Linked DNA regions of Homo sapiens: region 1 is linked to region 2. A link is a loop called in an ENCODE intact Hi-C map of the cell type or tissue named here. Cell type or tissue: PC-9. All regions are shown on one strand. Links, peaks and the distances in the headings refer to the core of each region. The heading gives the core; the rest is flanking DNA.

Region 1 (8,338 bases), core at 174-8,173, 67 kb before region 2:
TCAGTAGTGTCTGGAATAGAACAGTGGTTTGAAAAGTAGAGGGCTTGTTAAAGCACGGGATGCTGATTCAGTAGGCCTTGAGTGGGGATAATTTACATATCCAACAGGCCAGGTGATGCCCTGGCTTGGGGATCACATTTTGTGACTGATGCAGAGTACTGATGGTCATCCAGTCCCCTTCCTTCGGTGTTTGAGACCACTTCATCTGGACCGAGCTAAAGTCTAGGAAGAAATAAAGTTTCAAACCCAGTAGAGTTACCTCAAAGATACACTTGAGACCCTTTTCAGAAGATGGCACCGAAAGTGAAGAAGGAAGCTCCTGGCCCGCCTAAAGCTGAAGCCAAAGCAAAGGCTTTAAAGGCCAAGAAGGTAGTGTTGAAAGGTGTCCACGGCCACAAAAAAAAGAAGATCCGCATGTCACCCACCTTCCAGCGGCCCAAGACACTGAGACTCTGGAGGCCGCCCAGATATCCTCGGAAGACCACCCCCAGGAGAAACAAGCTTGACCACTATGCTATCATCAAGTTTCCTCTGACCACTGAGTTTGCCATGAAGAAGATAAAAGACAACAACACCCTTGTGTTCACTGTGGATGTTAAAGCCAACAAGCACCAGATCAAACAGGCTGTGAAGAAGCTCTGTGACATTGATGGGGCCAAGGTCAACACCCTGATGGAGAGATGAAGGCATATGTTCCACTGGCTCCTGATTATGATGCTTTGGATGTTGCCAACAAAATTGGGATCATCCAAACTGAGTCCATCTGGCTAATTCTAAATATACATATCTCTTTTCACCAAAAAAAAAAAAAAAAAAAAAAAAAAAAAAAAGGTCCACTTGATGTGGGAGTGGTGTGGTAGGCTAACCACTTGACTTTGAGGAAAGGGAGATATCTTCCTGTCCCTTATAGGGGAGTGATACAGTGATAGGCCCAACAGGAGGGAGTGCTATTGTGGGGTTTCTGCTGAACATGCATGTTCTAAAGCGAGACATTTTGCTTAGAGCCATAAAAATGTACATATCACATTTCCTGTGTCCCTCTAGGGCTTTCGGTAGATACAATCTAATCTAGGTTTCAGTCTGAATTCTGAGGCAGATCTGCAAAACATGTAGGAATTCATCTTTTAATGGTGTAGTTCATCTTGTACTGATAGTGGAACCACCACCTGTGCCCTTTACTAAGCTGCTTTCAGGGTTTATGTATCTAAGGAAATAGGGTGAGGTAAACTACTTGTTACTAATTCTCACCCAGTTGACAGATACTTCCTATTATTAGGTTATCTGTGAATTGTAAAAAACTTTTTTTTTTTTTTTTTTTTTTTGAGACGGAGTCTTGCTCTGTCGTCCAGGCTGGAGTGCAGTGGTGCAATCTCGGCTCACTGCAAGCTCCACCTCCTGGCTTCATGCCATTCTGCTGCCTCAGCCTCTCAAGTAGCTGGGACTACAGGCGCCCGCCACCACCCCAGCTAATTTTTTGTATTTTTCGTAGAGACGGGGTTTCGCCGTGTTATCCAGGACGGTCTCGATCTCCTGACCTCATGATCTGCCCGCCTCGGCCTCCCAAAGTGCTGAGATTACAGGCATGAGCCACCGCGCCCGGCTTAAAAAACATTTTTAAAATAACTTTTACTTTACGTGTCTTCATCTTATTCACCCTCAGGAATTGCTTTTAATTCAATGCAGTATAATAAGAAATATATTTGGTCTTTGTTCTGGGTTCCTGGCATAGAGCTCCTAAAACCAATGGAGTCTGCCGAGTGATGGGAGTGTCTTTTGTTACCCATAAGGTGTCCCTTTTCTGACACCTGAGTTTGTGCTAATTCCATGACTTTGGGTGGGGATAGTCTCCCATCCCTAGCTAGCCTCAGGATGATGCTGTGCACCCAAGACTGAGCAGTTAGAGAATTGGAACTTTCAGCATCATCCACTCATCTGTGGGGGGAGTTGGTGTAGGTAGGGTGGGGTGCCCTGAGAGGACATGGAAGCCCCACCTCACCCCAGTACCTTGCCCTGTGCACTTTTCCATTTGGCCGTTCCTGAGTTGTAACCTTTATAATAAATTGGTAAACATAAAGGGGAAATTGTTTTCCTGAGTTCTGTGAGTTGTTCTAGCATATTATTGAACCTGAGGGGGTTCTTGGGAACCCCTGAATTTACAGCCTGCGGCCTGGGACTTGGAACTGGCATCTGATATGGGGGCAGTCTTGTGGGACCAAGCCCTTTATCCTATGGGATTTAACAATAATGTCAGGTAGAGGTGTCAGAATTGAATTGAATTGTAGCATACCCAGTTGGTACTGGGGAATCAGACTACTAAGATATTTCACAGGGGAGATAGCATCTCTAGTATAGTAGGCAGGGTGTCAGCTGGTTTTCTTGTTTGTTTAGAAATGGGGTCTTTCTGTGTTGCTCAGGCTAGAGTACAGTGGTAGAGTCATAGCTAACTACAGCCTTGAATTCCTGATCTCCAGTGATCCTCCTGCCTCAGCCTCTTGAGTAGCTGGGACTATAAGTGTGTGCCACAAAGCCTGGCTATATCGGTTTTTGTTTTTTGTTTTTTTTTTTTAATGTAGAAATCAGGCCTGTGATCACTTGTCCAGTACCAGCTTATCATTACAACAATGAATCGGCCAGCAATCAGTCACTTCCAGTGCCTAGTTCTTTCATTTTCCTTAAACTCTGCTGCTTGAAAATCAGTCTGATTCATATCTGCGTCACTCATCGCCACCCCCAGCTCCTTAGTAGCCAGAAACATCAGCGTGATGATCAGGAGGAAATACAGAGAACTTGACCTGGAGCACCTGGCAGGATTGAAAGCAACAGCTTTTTCTCCAAGCAGAGAAAAGCTTCATCTGAAAGCTTCCCCCTCATGCAAGTTGAATGATAAGAAACCTCAAGTCTTCAGCTTGTAAAAATTTAAGACTTAGATGTGTTTTAAGAAAATAATTAGAATTGCCGGGCGCAGTGGCTCACGTTTGTAATCTCAACACTTTGGGAGGCCGAGGCTGGTGGATCATGAGGTCAGGCGTTCAAAACCAGCCTGGCCAACGTAGCGAAACCCCATCTCTGCTAAAAATACAAAAAATTAGCTGGGCGTGGTGGCGGGCGCCTATAATCCCAGCTAGTTGGGAGGCTGAGACAGGAGAATCGGTTGAACCTGGGAGGCGGAGGTTGCAGTGAGCCGAGATCACGCCACTGCACTCCAGCCCGGGCGACAGTATGAGACTCCGTCTCAAAAATAATAATAGTTAGAATTAACATTGAGTATTGTCATATACTCCAAAATTTTATGTTTATATCCAAGAATATTTATAGATATCCAAAATATATTAACATGCAATCCTCATGAAAAGTTATTAATGAGACACTTTACATTTTTTATACTACGTCTTTGAAATATACATCTTTTGTATATGTAACAGACTGGCAAGATATATACTTATTCCTAAAGTGGAATGTGGAGTGAAAACATGGTAGATGGTACTTCCCCACTTCTGAGGTGTTACTGTTTACAGTTTGGAAGGAAGCTGAGGAGAGCGTTGGTCAATCCTGTTAACTAGCACAGTGAAGTAGTTTTTATGTTTTCTGTAAATGATTGCTTGCATCCCGTGATTGCAGGCCCACTTTCCTGACCTCTGACCAGTTGCCTTGGTATCATGGAACATGCAGTGATTCAAACTAAGCTGGACTTTTTGGAAACCAGCATTTTATTTGAAGTAAAAAGAAAACAGTTACACAATTTTTTAAAGACTACGTCTTCCCCTAATTTGTGTTGATTCTACTGTGAGACAAGAAAAATGCATTTCTGCTTGAGGTGCAGTAACAAAACTAGCACAAATTTCTTTCCTTCTTAACTATTTCTCGGATAGAAGATTCATTCTTAACATAGACCTTATCATTATAGGATTTTTTTTTCTTTTCTTGTTGAGAACTTTTACTTTTTCACTTAAAGGAAGCATTTGACAGTCGCTTCTTTTTAGCATATCTGAATTGCCAGCCCAGGGCCATTATTAAGTCAAATAAGGGTTACCTGACAGTTAATCTGATAATCAAGACGGCTGCTAAGTGACTAACAGGGAGCGTCTGCAGTGTGTGTCTGCTGGACAAAGGGATGATTCACATACCAGGCGGGATGGAGCGAGATGGCGCAAGATTTCATCACAGTGCTCAGGATGGCATGCAATTTAAAACGTATGAATTGCCTATTTCTTCAGTTTTTCATTTCATATTTCCAGACCATGGTTGACTGAAGGTAACTGAACCATGGAAAGTGAAACCCAGGCTAAAGGGGACTAGTGTGTGTGTGTGTGTGTGTGTGTGTGTGTGTGTGTGTGTGTGTGTCTAAACCATTTGACTTCTAGTGAACGAACAGAGCCAACCTCTTCCTGAATATGTAAAGAAATCTATAAAACATGGCCTAGAATGATCTAATTAGGAGGAGGAAACCTATTTACATGAGACTATATATGTATACAAGTGCCTGGAAGTTAGTATAGGCAATGATTGCTGTAGTAAGATGGAGTTTCGCTCTTGTCACCCAGGCTGTAGTACGATGGCGCGATCTTGGCTCACTGCAACCTCCGCCTCCTGGGTCCAAGTGATTCTCCTGCCTCAGCTTCCCGAGTAGCTGGGACTACAGGCACCCGCCACCACACCTGGCTAATTTTTGTATTTTTAGTAGAGACGGGGTTTCACCATGTTGGCCAGGCTGGTCTCGAACTCCTGACCCCAGGTGATCCGCCCGCCTTGGCCTCCCAAAGTGCTGGGATTACAGGCGTGAGCCTCCACGCCCGGCCTGCTGTAGTAATTTAGGGGGAAAGATTGATCTCTCTCTCTGTCTCTCTCTCACACACACACACACACACACACACACGCACGCACGCACACAAACACACACACCCCAGTCATTTTAAGGGGTAGGGTCTAGTGACCTAAAGAGCACTGGAACTTGGAGAGAGGAATCTGGGACCTGAGTCTCGTCGTGGCTGCTTCATTTTCCACTGCAGCAAAATTGAAGAGGCTAGGCTGCAGGTCTCTGAGAACACCTCTCCTTAAAACAGAAAGTCTGCTTTGGGCTGCTTAAGATAGTATATGCCATCTCACGCCTGGACTCATTGTCTAAATCATGTTAGGGCTCTTCTTGTTCGCACACCTAACATTCTGTTCAGAGGTGACACTTTCCTGCCCCAAGGGAAAGAGAACAGCTTCTTGCATGGTGGAATGGGTTTTTACAGAGAGGATTAACAGGGATTTAATAGCTACCCATTATTTTCCTCATCTACTCTTCAGGCTGTATCCCTAAATTATGCATTATTTGGGACTATTTGTGAAAGAGGTGTGGCCCCTAGCACACAGTAACTATACTACCATTGTTTGTGAAATCTGAATCTGAAAGAGCATTTTATATCCAAGTTGTTCATGAAAGCTATTGAGAGAAAGTCTGTTGAGGTCTTTGCACGTAGTCCTAGATTATACCCTCAATTTATTTTTCACATATAAATGGTTTCCATGGTTTTCTCACCATAGAGGTGGAAGAATCTTTGCTTTACTTTTTTAGGTGTAGTTTTCCTCTGGTTCCTTCTCCCTCCTCTGTCTGTTCACCACTATAGACCCAGTTTCTCCCCTGCTTCTGAAATCAGCTTGGATTCCTTCTCCTGTTCTACCTCAGACTCTCTTCTCACCTCAGCAATGGCTGAAATCTCACAGTCGCTGAGGTGAGTGATCCAGGCATGGGAGAACATGCAGATGGAAGCCTCGTGCTCCCAGAGTTTCTGACTATTCACCATGCACTCATCCCCCTTCCTGGCCCAGCCCCTATTCCTGCACCTCACTCTTTGAGAGCCCAGGTTCTCCTTCCTCAGTCACCTCAGAGAACCTCTCTTGATCCTCATTCCCCTTTTTGTCTCCTGTTCCACCCCTAGCCTTTGTCTGAACTCCTCATTCTCTCCACTCCACCAGAATTCTTTCCCTAAGTCACTCACTTACTTTTGAGGCGCTCCGTTCTTCTGTGAAAAATCTCATAGAATTGAGAGTTGATTTATGACTGAATTAAAGGAATACAATTGCTCTTCATTTGGGGACTGCCTGTGTAAGCAAAAGAGGAAAAATGTATGTGACCTTTCTGCCTTCTTATCCTTTTCCTGGCTCTGTCTGCATACATGTTCTCTCACACACACATATCAGCTTTATTGCAGTACAATTTACATACCATAAAATATACCCCCTTTGAAGTATACCATTCAGCAGTTTTTAAAATATACTCAGAGTTATGTGACAATTACCACTAATTCCAGAGCATTTTTATTACTTCCCAAAGAAATCCCATGTACGTTAGCGGTTACTTCCCATTTTCCTTTCCCCCAGCCCCAGGCAACTACTAGTCTACATTCAGACCCTATGGATTTGCCTATTCTGGACATTTCCTAAAAATTGAATCATGTAATCTGTGGCCTTTTTGTGTCTAACTTCTTTCACTTAACAAAACTTTTTCAGGTTTCATCCGTGCTGTAGCATGTATCAGTACCTTATTTCTGTCTCTGCTCTCTTAGATAAGTAATAGTGGTAGATTAGAGAGAAAGAGCAGAAAATACTCTGTAAAAGCTACTAGTACCATAGTGCTGTGATTTTTATTTGGTGGTTGCCTGGAAACAGATGGCAAATCTGTTGTAGGCATCAGAAACTACTGTAGGCCAGATGCAGTGGCTCACACCTGTAATCCCAGCCAAGGCAAGTGGATCACCTGAGATCAGGAGTTCATGACCAGCCTGGCCAACATGGTAAAAACCCATCTCTACTAAAAATACAAAATGAGCCGGATGTGGTGGTGCACACCTGTTACATGTGAGTAACCACCTATTCAGGAGGCTGAGACAGGAGAATCACTTGAATCTGGGAGGCGGAAGTTGCAGTGAGCCAAGATTGCGCCATTGCACTCCAGCCTGGCTGGGTGACAAGAGCAAGACTCTGTCTCAAAAATAGAGTAAGTACTGTAGACTTAGGAAGTTTTTCATTTCCCCAAATGTGGTCATCATAAAGGCCTATTGGTGGGTGTTTGGTGTCTCAGATGGTTCTATTTGTTGCCGTTATTAAATTCACTTACACAGTTAACCCCTTTGCCAGTTTTCTACCAAAGTGGACCTGTGAGAAAGTACTATCATAGGATGATAAAAGGTATAAATTTAATTTATATATAAGGCACTTGTAAAGTTATGTGTATTTTAAAAATAAAACATGTCCCATGATAAAAGCAAACTCAGAATGACACAAAGTATATTTTTAAATTTAACAGTGCAACGCAGCTCTCTAGAATTTTATTTAACCTCCATCTTCAGTGATACCATTCAATTTAATTTTCTAATTAGGAGAGAAAATTGATGCTAGGTAGATGTTAAATAGTTTCTTAAGTTGCATTTGATTTTTGATACCAAGTCAATTAAAGAAGATAGTTGTGATTATTAAGCTATAAATTCACCAGTAGTTTGACATGATCATATTCAATAGCAGTCCAGTGGAGAGGGGTCCAGGTGACAGCAGAGCTAAATATTTGGTCTATGTCTAATGATTGACTTCTGAAAAAAATCATGCTTAGAAAATTATTTTTGGTTAGGTCCTTCTGGTTGTAAGGAATACAGATTCACTTGAGTTCTCTGAACAACAAAGATATGTGTGTGGTGGATATGGGGTAAAAGAAGGAGAGGCCGGGAGCTGTGGTTCATGCCTGTTATCCCAGCACTTTGGGAGGCTGAGGTGGGAGGATTGTTTGAGTCCAGTAGTTAAAGACCAGCCTGGCCAACATAGTGAGACCCTGTGTCTCTGAAAAGTAAAAAAAATTAGCTGAACACAGTGGCACACACCTATAGTCCCAGCTACTTGTGAGGCTGAGGTGGGAGGATTGCTTCAGCCCAGGAGGCTGAGGCTACAGTGAGCCGTGATTGTGCCACTGCACTTCAGACTGGGTGACAGAACAAGACCCTGTCTTTAAAAAATAAATACATACATACAAGAGAGTTATTACAAAGTTTCATGCAAATGAGCCCTGAAAAATCTATGTGACAGTGGCTGCTGTGGACCTGGAGGCATTACTTATATTTCCGATGGGCCATGCGCCTCATTCATTGGAACCCTCTGCTTAGTATCTGCTCCTCCTTGACTCAGCTCACATGTGGCTTTGGTATACTGTCATTCCAACCCCAGCTCTTGCCTATCCTTTGCCTTTTGTCCTCATTGCTAAATGACTGAATATCCTTGTTTCCTGTAGTTCAAATGTCTGTAAGGTTGGGTACAGAGATGGGGTTTTGATTGACCCGGAAGATCCTTTTATACCAGATCATGGCCAACC
Region 2 (8,338 bases), core at 280-8,279:
TTCCCAGGATAGGTGGAACAAAGGAGGGAGTCCCCAAGGACCCGAAGCCTGATCCTCTACTGAGCCACCAAATAGATTTCTTTTCCCCTCTGTCTCCCTCCTTCCAACTTCATAAGCATTTGCTGTTCTCCAAGTGCTCCATTGTAAGAGGACACGCTAGTTGACTGGGGCTTTGTGTGTCTCTGTTGAGTCCGTTTCCTGCCCCTCGTGTGTTATGAGGGTGTTGATTCTGGTCTGGTCCCCGGATGGAATCTTCTGTGTCTTTTCCAACGTGGGGGTGTGAACCTGAGGAACTTAGACCCTGCGTGATTTTTCCAGCACTCTTGCACTTCGTGGGGCCTGCTCCTGACTGTGAGGAGAGTTCGAAGGGAGGGGAACAGGAAGAGAGGGCAGGAACACAAGAGCTTGTTTTTTTATTTTTGACATCTCTTCCTCCTCTTCTTTCCTCCCACCTACTTTGAGTTTCTAAGAACCATGATAGCCCTGGGGAGCCCTCCCGGCACAGATCTCAGTCTGTTTCAGCTCTGTTCTCTGCACCCACCCATGACCTCTCCATTTGCCTCTCTGTAGGGAGGAGGGTTGGGATTGGGCTGTAACTCTTTAGGACAGGGCACTAAGGAAGTATATTGACTGTTGTTTCTGGCAAATCCTCAGAGTTTCCTTGTGAAAGAACCTGTTAATTCAAAACCTGAAAGAAGTCTGGGTGCTCCTTTAGTGAGAGATTCACCCAAAAGAGTGACAATTGGCTGAGGAACACATTTTGTGCTTGTTTATTTAGAAATATTTTAATCCAAGCAGGTTTTCATTTTGATCTTGCTCCCTTGCTTCATTAAAGACATTTTCTGACTCCAGTATAACGCATAAAGGATTTTATAATTCACAAAAAAAATTGTTAACCCTAAATACATATAAACTATGAGTTACTTGCCTCCTTGATAAGAGGCCATCTGTGAAATGCACCTTACATATTCTGCTCTAGACCTGCTCTTTCAGAATGGCCAAGCTTAGCCCCAGAATTACAGCTCCTGAGTCACTGTAGTAAAGTTGCCATCCATCACAATGATTACGTGATCAATAATGCATGTGGTCTTTTCTGTGGGACCTGTCATGATGTTATTGGTGCAGCTGCTTCTCCACTGCAGCCTGCCCCTTACTGTCTTTTTCTGCTTCCTCTAATCCTGTCCTTTTTGATCCTGTGTTTCTGGTTGGCCTTTGTCCCTGGGGAAGGGCCCTCCTTCTGTCTGGATGGGTAGGTCCTTTTTGGGAAAGGCAGGACCTCAAGGAGCCGCTGACTGTAGCAGGTGGCCGGGGATCTTGGCAGGTGCCCCAGCTGATTCTCCTGCCAGGTCGGCAGCTGTAAAACCTCAACCAATGTCATCTCTGCCTCATTCCCTCCCTGTGGTGGGTGGTGGAGTGAGTTTAGCAAAGCCTTCAGACAGACCTTCCCAGGGTGTTGGGCTGTTTGCTGTCCTTCTGGCCAACCTGAGAACCCAGTACTCTCAGGCGACTGGGCACATGCCTTATTAGCAAGGGTGGCTTTTTAGTTGTTACCCCCACCCAGTGGTTTTGAAATACATGCCAAATTGTTGAGCTATCTGCTTTTTTTTTTTTTTTTTTTTTTTGTAGATTCGTGTGTAATTATTTTTGTCATTTGGGTTTGCACTAGGAGTAGGTCTTAGATTTTTGGCATAAATTCATGCTGGTGGAACTAGATATAGTGTATGTAACATAGAGAACAGAGTCAGGGAGTAAGAGTGGTTGGGTCCAGGGTACGTTCTGTGGATGTCTGTTGAAGGTCTTCAGCAACCTATGTTTAGAACATTCTGCAGAGGCAAGAAGTTTGAAAGCCTATTTGTATGGTATGTGAAGGCCAGTTCTGGGCAAATATGTCTAGAGTTTTATACCTTAAATTGGACAGAATTTGATTACTGAGCTTTGAAAAACCTTTAACACTGTTTCCTGGATGACTTGAATGTACAACAATCACGCTTTAGACCATAAATCAGCAGTTGCCTTTTCAGCGAAGGATCACAGTATGGAGATTATATTTTTCTTCTCCTTTTATAGAAGAGAACATTGAATCCTGTGTTGAGTCACATTTTTGTTGAAACCTTGGGCCCAGACCCTGCTTTCCCGATGCCTGCAAAGACTTCCCGATGCCTGCGATGTCTTTGCACTCTACCATGTTGCTTGCCATTTTCTTTTGTTGTTCATGGTGTGTGTGACTGAGCAGGTGAAGACGGTCATTGCCAAGGTCATGAGTTAATTTATCTTGTCCAGTGTTGCCCAATCCTTTGTAGATGAGGGAAGCAGTTTTCTGCTGTCTCATGAGATTTCCTACCCTACACCCTTTAATATACTCACCTTTTGGAGGAATAATAGCTGTAACATGTATGTAGGAAGCTTTACCAGTCAAGTATTATGGTATAGGGCAGGACTGCAAAGGACCCTGTTGTCATCTGCATCCTGCTGCCTCTTCAGCAGGGATGGGAGAAAAGAAAGGGGAGCAAAGGATGTTCTGCTGGCAGTGTGCCTGGGAGCTCACATGTTTAAGGACTGGACAGTTCCTACACAGATGCTCCTTGACTTATGAGATTATATCCCAGTAAACCCATCGTAAAGTCAAAAAATTGTAAGTTGAACCATCAGTAATCAGTGTTCTTTCTCAAAGACATGACCGCAGTTAAGGGGCGCTAAGTAGAGGTGTCCTTGGAGGTCAGTTTTGCTGACCTTCCTCTGGCTGGGGTCTTGTGGCCCTGCTAGCATGTGCCTGCTCCTGCCAGTTCTGTGGTCAATGGTAAAACAAGTTCTTCTCTGCTTGCAGATGAGCGTGAAGCCGTGCAGAAGAAGACCTTCACCAAGTGGGTCAATTCCCACCTTGCCCGTGTGTCCTGCCGGATCACAGACCTGTACACTGACCTTCGAGATGGACGGATGCTCATCAAGCTGCTGGAGGTCCTCTCTGGAGAGAGGCTGGTGAGTGGAGACCTTAGGAAGTGCCGTGTGTTGTAGGTGGAAAATATTTTTGAAAAATCAAGTGTGACTTGTCTCCTGTTGAATTCTGCACTTAATGGTTGATAGTTTTGAGGAGAATCTTGAGAAGTGAGTTGAGCGCTTCAGGGAGAGCCTTAGTGTCACATTCTGAGCGTGGATGATGTTCTTGAGCTGTAATAAAGCCACTTTGTTCTGGTAATTTGCAAGGTTGCCACCTTTGGTCAGAAAGAACTTGGCTGGGGTTCCTGCCAAGAACAGGGCATGGTGCTGGAATTTGAAGGGCCAGGCTTGGGCGCTGGCTTCTAGATGAACCTGTGTCCCACATGCGATGATGGAATGTTTTCTAAATTTGTGTCTTTCTGGTTGTCTAGAAAATCTGAGCTGCCATCTTAAGGTGGCAAGCATTGAATTCAGTGGCCACTGATGTTTTCTTCCCTGCACGCTTTTTATTTTGGGAGTGGAGGGAGAAGCTGGTGTTTTGTCATCTCCTTGGGAAAGGAGCTTCTGATGAATTCACCCTGCCTTTTCAGGCAGGAAAGTTGTCAGCCTGCAATGAAAATTGTATCCCCAATCTGTTTCCCAGAGCTGCTGCGGCCCTCTCTGATGTGACTCTTGTTTATGCACCTTATACCAAAGAAGCTTAAAGCAGTCACTGTGACTGATCCAACAGGTTTTGTCTCACCTTGGTTTGAAAATGGTTGCTGTATCCTCCCAGAGCACATGTAGTGCCATAGGTGGAAGTGGTGCCGAGCCAGAAGCCAACGCCCAGAATGGAGACCACATCTGTACTGACATCACCAGGAAAATATGATGCTGGCAGTTGGCAGGGCTGCCAGAAAGCCTTATTTTTAACTTGATCTCCACCCTGTAGCTTGCCAGCCGCAGTAGGCCTGTGTGCAGACCTGCCCCACACCTCTGACCGCAGGCAAGGGTCTAAGGTTGTCCCTTGTCCTATTTGTTATCAGCTCAGAGACAGACTGCCTCTTTGAGTCTGGGTTGAAATGGAGCCAGAAAAGTATTCTCTTCCCTGCCCTTCAGTTCAAGAACAGGGCTCTCCAGAAGATAGTGAAGCCCTGTCTTCTCTGTAGTGAGTTTCATCCATGCCCTTTGTTCCTGAGCATGTAGGTCTTGTGGCCTCATTTTCTGTGAGGGTTTGTCGGTCACACTAGACAAACTAGACAAATAACGGAGACCCCTGCTCAAAACCATGATGGCTATAAGAAGGCAGTTGATTTGTGGTCTGGGGGTGAGGGAGTGGACCCACATGGGGAGTTTGAACAGGCCATTTATTGCATTTTGATTTGATTTTCCAAAGTGAGTCTTGTTTGAGAGCCTAGACTAGAATTATTGTGATATGCAGCTTTAAGTATAATTTTTATAACCAGACTTCCTTTGTCTACCTCTCAACCTTTTTTTGTTTCTTAGTGTTTAACCTAGTATGTTTATTTATTGATTTTTTTTTTTTTTTTGTGGAGTGGGGGAATGGTGTTTTGAAAGTAGCTAAAAAAAATCATTAAAGGTCACATGGATAGGAGTTAGTCTGAACATTTATTTTTGTGGTTTTTTTTTTTTAATTTATTTTTGTTCCAATAGGGTCCAATCTTCTAGGCTGTAGGGAGTAAACTGTTCACCTTTAAAGACCCATAATTATTTTATACCAAGAAGATTGTGTCCTTGATAATGTCCACATCATAAATGGGATCAGGCCCATTGCCGTTTTTTCTGAACAGGGCAAGAAAAATATAAGTAGGGAGAAAAACCAGTAAAGCATAATTCTTAGATGTGTGTGAGTATCTCCCACTCCTCTCCTTATTTGTTAGCAGTAAGTTTTTTTGTGGCAACCCAGAGACCTAGGAGAGTAAGGATGAAGAAGATGGTACAGTGGCTACCATCTCCAACCTCTTAGGCAGTCGATATCAGTAGTTTTACAGAACTTTGTAAAGCCCCTAGTGCCTTCATTTGTATTACCCATTCTTCACAGCCATCTTGGATTATATAGGTTGGCCAGTCTAATTTTCTTATTCCAAAAATAAAGATACCATAGATAGAGTGCTCTTAAAGCTCTTGTTCATCTGGGCTGGAGATTTTAAGTCTCTTTGGCCTCGTAGTCTGTTTGGTTCATGGAACTTCCTGGAAAGGAAACACACCACACACTGCCTTTGGCCGTGGAGGTTGCCAGGACCTCAAGTTAAAGATCCTCCCTGCAGAAGACCTCCATGAGAGCTTGCCCCAAAGGTTCCTTGCATATTCAGATTCCAGAACTAATGAGGTGGTTAGAGCTTCCAGGCCTGGGTAAATGAATGTCCCAGCTAAGTGTGTCATCAGATAACATTAGCTGGGCTTTCTGCACCAGTGGTCCAAAACCCTGGGTAACATAAATGTTTGCACTCTATCTGGAGCCCAGTCTTTGTCAGCCAGCATTTTAGCCCCAGCACTTAACCACCAGCTTGGCAATAGCTAGCAGATAAATGTTTGAGGGACTAGGTGATTCAATTTACTTAATTAATAGATTCTTAGAGCCACTTCCTTTACAGAGGAGGAAATCTGTGAATGTGTGCATGTGTGTTTTCTGAGTAAAGTTCAAAGAAACATTAATGACCCAGACAATTCCACCCTCACCCCACCCTGGATTTTGGCTCAATAATATTTGAGTTAAATATGAGCAAGTATCATGTAGGCATTTGGGAACTTGATTTTGAACTACTCAGCAACATCACAAGGCAGAGATCTCTGGTCCTGGCCTGGTTATGATCTGTGTCCAGAAGTGTCTGCTCCCTCTCGGTCTCAGGTGTATCAGCTCATAGAGCAGTGAGAAGGCTGAGAGCTGGGCCAGGAAGCTTCTGCTAGTCAGGATTAGATTGATTAGAAATAAAACTATTCTTTTCTCATTTCTTATTCTGAGTTCACTATAGTCTATAACTCTCCATAAAGGTCTCACTTGAAAAATGCCTTAGAAATACAGACCCACCCTTTACTTTAACATTGGATTGGCAGATAAAAGTGTGAGCACAGAACCTGTGCTGGCCACTTAGTAATTAGACCTAGATCTCAGGACCAGAGTAGAATGAGGCTTGAGGGGTGATGGTTTGCCCTGCAGCAGCGTTGACATGTGGAGAGAGAGGAGCCCCTGGCATACGATAGGCCTGCACTTCAATGGTAATGTTCTGCCCACAGCTCATAATCCACTTTAGATGCTCCCCATTGCCTGCCATCTCCCTTCATGGGCGTCTGCAGTGAAGATTGATTCTCACTATGGTGGCCAGTTTTTTGCCTTGCTCCTGGCCAGACTAAGCCCTCGCCTCTGACCGAGATAGAGTGAGGTTTTCCAAACAACTCTGCCCTCCCCCAAACCCCACCAAGTCAGTTATCACTGGTTTTTGCTTCCCTGTTGTTTCCTGATCTGTATTCTGTCTTCTTACTCCATCAGTCATTCTCTGAGAAAGCAACAGAAAAGAGTGTGTGTGTGCGTGCATGTGTGTGTGTTTGTGTATGTTGCCACCATTAATTTCAAAGCAGGCTGAGCTAGGTGGAGAAGATAGATTTAACATGAGATTTGTTAAGCCTCAAATCCCACGTTGAACTGCTCTGAGTTTTTTCATAAAGCCTTTGTTTAAGAGAACCATACTGGTACATATTGTTTATTGAAATAGTGTTTGTGGACTGGCCATGGAACCTCGTTGGGGTTTCTTAAAAACGTCATTTGTATGGGAGAATTTACTTTTGTTTTAAACAACCAGCCACAGAACTCCTACATTAAATGTGGGTCTAATCACACAAACTTGAGAAGTGAACTAAGAGTCCTAAGTGCCACATGATAAAGTGCCAGATGAATGGCCCCAGAGCCCTAGAGTTCAGAAGGGGAGATGAGCCCTCTGGACAGGATGTCAAGAAACCTTAGTAGGAGGGTAGGGTGTGGGTAGGGTTCCAGCTGGGTCCAGGAGAAGAGCTTCACAGGCCGGGCAGCCAGAGTGTGAAAGCTCATAGTTTGGACTAAGTGAAGAGAGCATTTGGAGGTAGCAGGCATCAGGAACTGGCGCAGGGCAAGTTTCCCAGCCAAACTGGAGGGGTTTTTTTTGAAAGGAGTGGTGATGGTAACTTCCCTATCACTTGTGTTTACAGAGTACTCTCCTACTCTTTTCTCATTCAGTTCTTACAGTCTAATGAAGTGGGCAACCTCTGCTTTACAGAAAACAGTTACCAGTGACTTGCCAAGGCCAGTGCTGCTAGTAGGCGATATGGTGTGGACTGCAGCCCACCCTGCTGACTCTTCAGCGCCTCCTTTCCCATGGAGCCCTTAGGAGTGGGTCCCAGCTGGGAACAAGACAGGCAGGAAGTCATGGGACACAGTGTGGTATTCCCCGATTAATTGTAATTGGGCCAAAATAACTAATACTCCTCTGAAAGCTCAAAGTTTCATGTGTTGGGAGGAGTTTGGGGACTAGTGTGAAGTGAGTTTGGCTTTGTAGCATATTAGAAGAAATTTTGGAATTAGTGCTTCCCATCCTACCCTATGTATTCCGTAGAGGCCTTTGTTTGTGAATGTGTATAGCAAAAATCTATGTTTAATTAAAAGAAAAAAACATAAGCAAGTGCCTGTCACACTGATTTGCTGAGATCAGTGTCTTCTGTATTTCCTCTTCACCTGAACAAGAGATTGGCAGACACTGTAGACTTCAGCTTTGGTGCTAGTGAGTCCTCTGTCCTGCAACACCCTGTAGATTGTTATCATACAGCTGTAAGTGACTTCAGTGACCACCAAGTTAAATCCCCTCACTTGGTAGATATGGTAAGTCAGGGAAAATAAGTGACCAGCAAGGCCACCCAGCTGGGTTATGGCAGATCTAGGCCTCATTGGCCTCTCTCAGTGCCCGGGGCTGTGCTCTGCCCAGCACCACAACCCTTGATAGTTGTCACTCCAGGTAGCTGCAGGGTTTCTTTGGACACGTATAGAGAAAGAAGGGGCAGGGAGTACAGGGTGGAACAGGGCATCGCAGCACCCCAGAGACCTCCCAAAACACCCTGCCAGAAACCTTCCCTTATATCTTCCTCTCCTATAAAAAAAAGAGGCCAAATTAGCTCTCAGAAGCTTTTTTTTTCTTTCTTTCTTTCTTTTCCTCTCCATCTCTGGAGTGACAAAACCTTTGCGGTTGTAATTACTCCATAGTTCTGCAAATCCTGATGCCTTGCAGAGTGTAAATGACCCAAACTCAAGGCTGGGCAGGCAGGTGGGACAGAGCCAGTGCCCCAGGAGGGATCACCCAGCCCCCTCCTTCCTCTCTAAGGGTTTTTGGTCCATGCGAAGGAATTGCCCAAGGCCATACTGCTTCTTAGGCAGGGCCTGGAC

What was found. A loop is a pair of places that touch in the nucleus more often than their neighbours do. Peaks named below come from ENCODE experiments on the same cell type or tissue, not always from the same donor. Only the 100,000 strongest peaks of a DNase experiment are listed, where the experiment ranks them.
Region 1: a loop joins it to region 2, with 4 times the contacts of the local background. A loop is called at or near these places in 25 of 110 quality-filtered maps.

Annotation. Positions count from the first base shown.
Region 1 is chr2:54,529,055-54,537,392 of GRCh38, forward strand. All of the region lies in intron 2 of SPTBN1 (spectrin beta, non-erythrocytic 1), which reads left to right. It overlaps SPTBN1-AS1 (SPTBN1 antisense RNA 1), which reads right to left. Exons shown (of 4, transcript NR_185881.1): 3 at 5,986-6,084. It also overlaps the pseudogene RPL23AP32. Among named protein-coding and RNA genes, the nearest start is that of SPTBN1-AS1, 25 kb to the right of the region's middle. In PC-9, for the core only: no CTCF peak of the experiment used is centred there; DNase peaks (open chromatin) are centred at 2,717 and 4,107; H3K4me3 peaks cover 332 bases; H3K27ac peaks cover 4,059 bases.
Region 2 is chr2:54,596,268-54,604,605 of GRCh38, forward strand. SPTBN1 (spectrin beta, non-erythrocytic 1) reads left to right here. Exons shown (of 36, transcript NM_003128.3): 3 at 2,825-2,976. Among named protein-coding and RNA genes, the nearest start is that of SPTBN1-AS1, 42 kb to the left of the region's middle. RefSeq lists enhancers at 1-197, 1,262-1,311. In PC-9, for the core only: no CTCF peak of the experiment used is centred there; no DNase peak of the experiment used is centred there.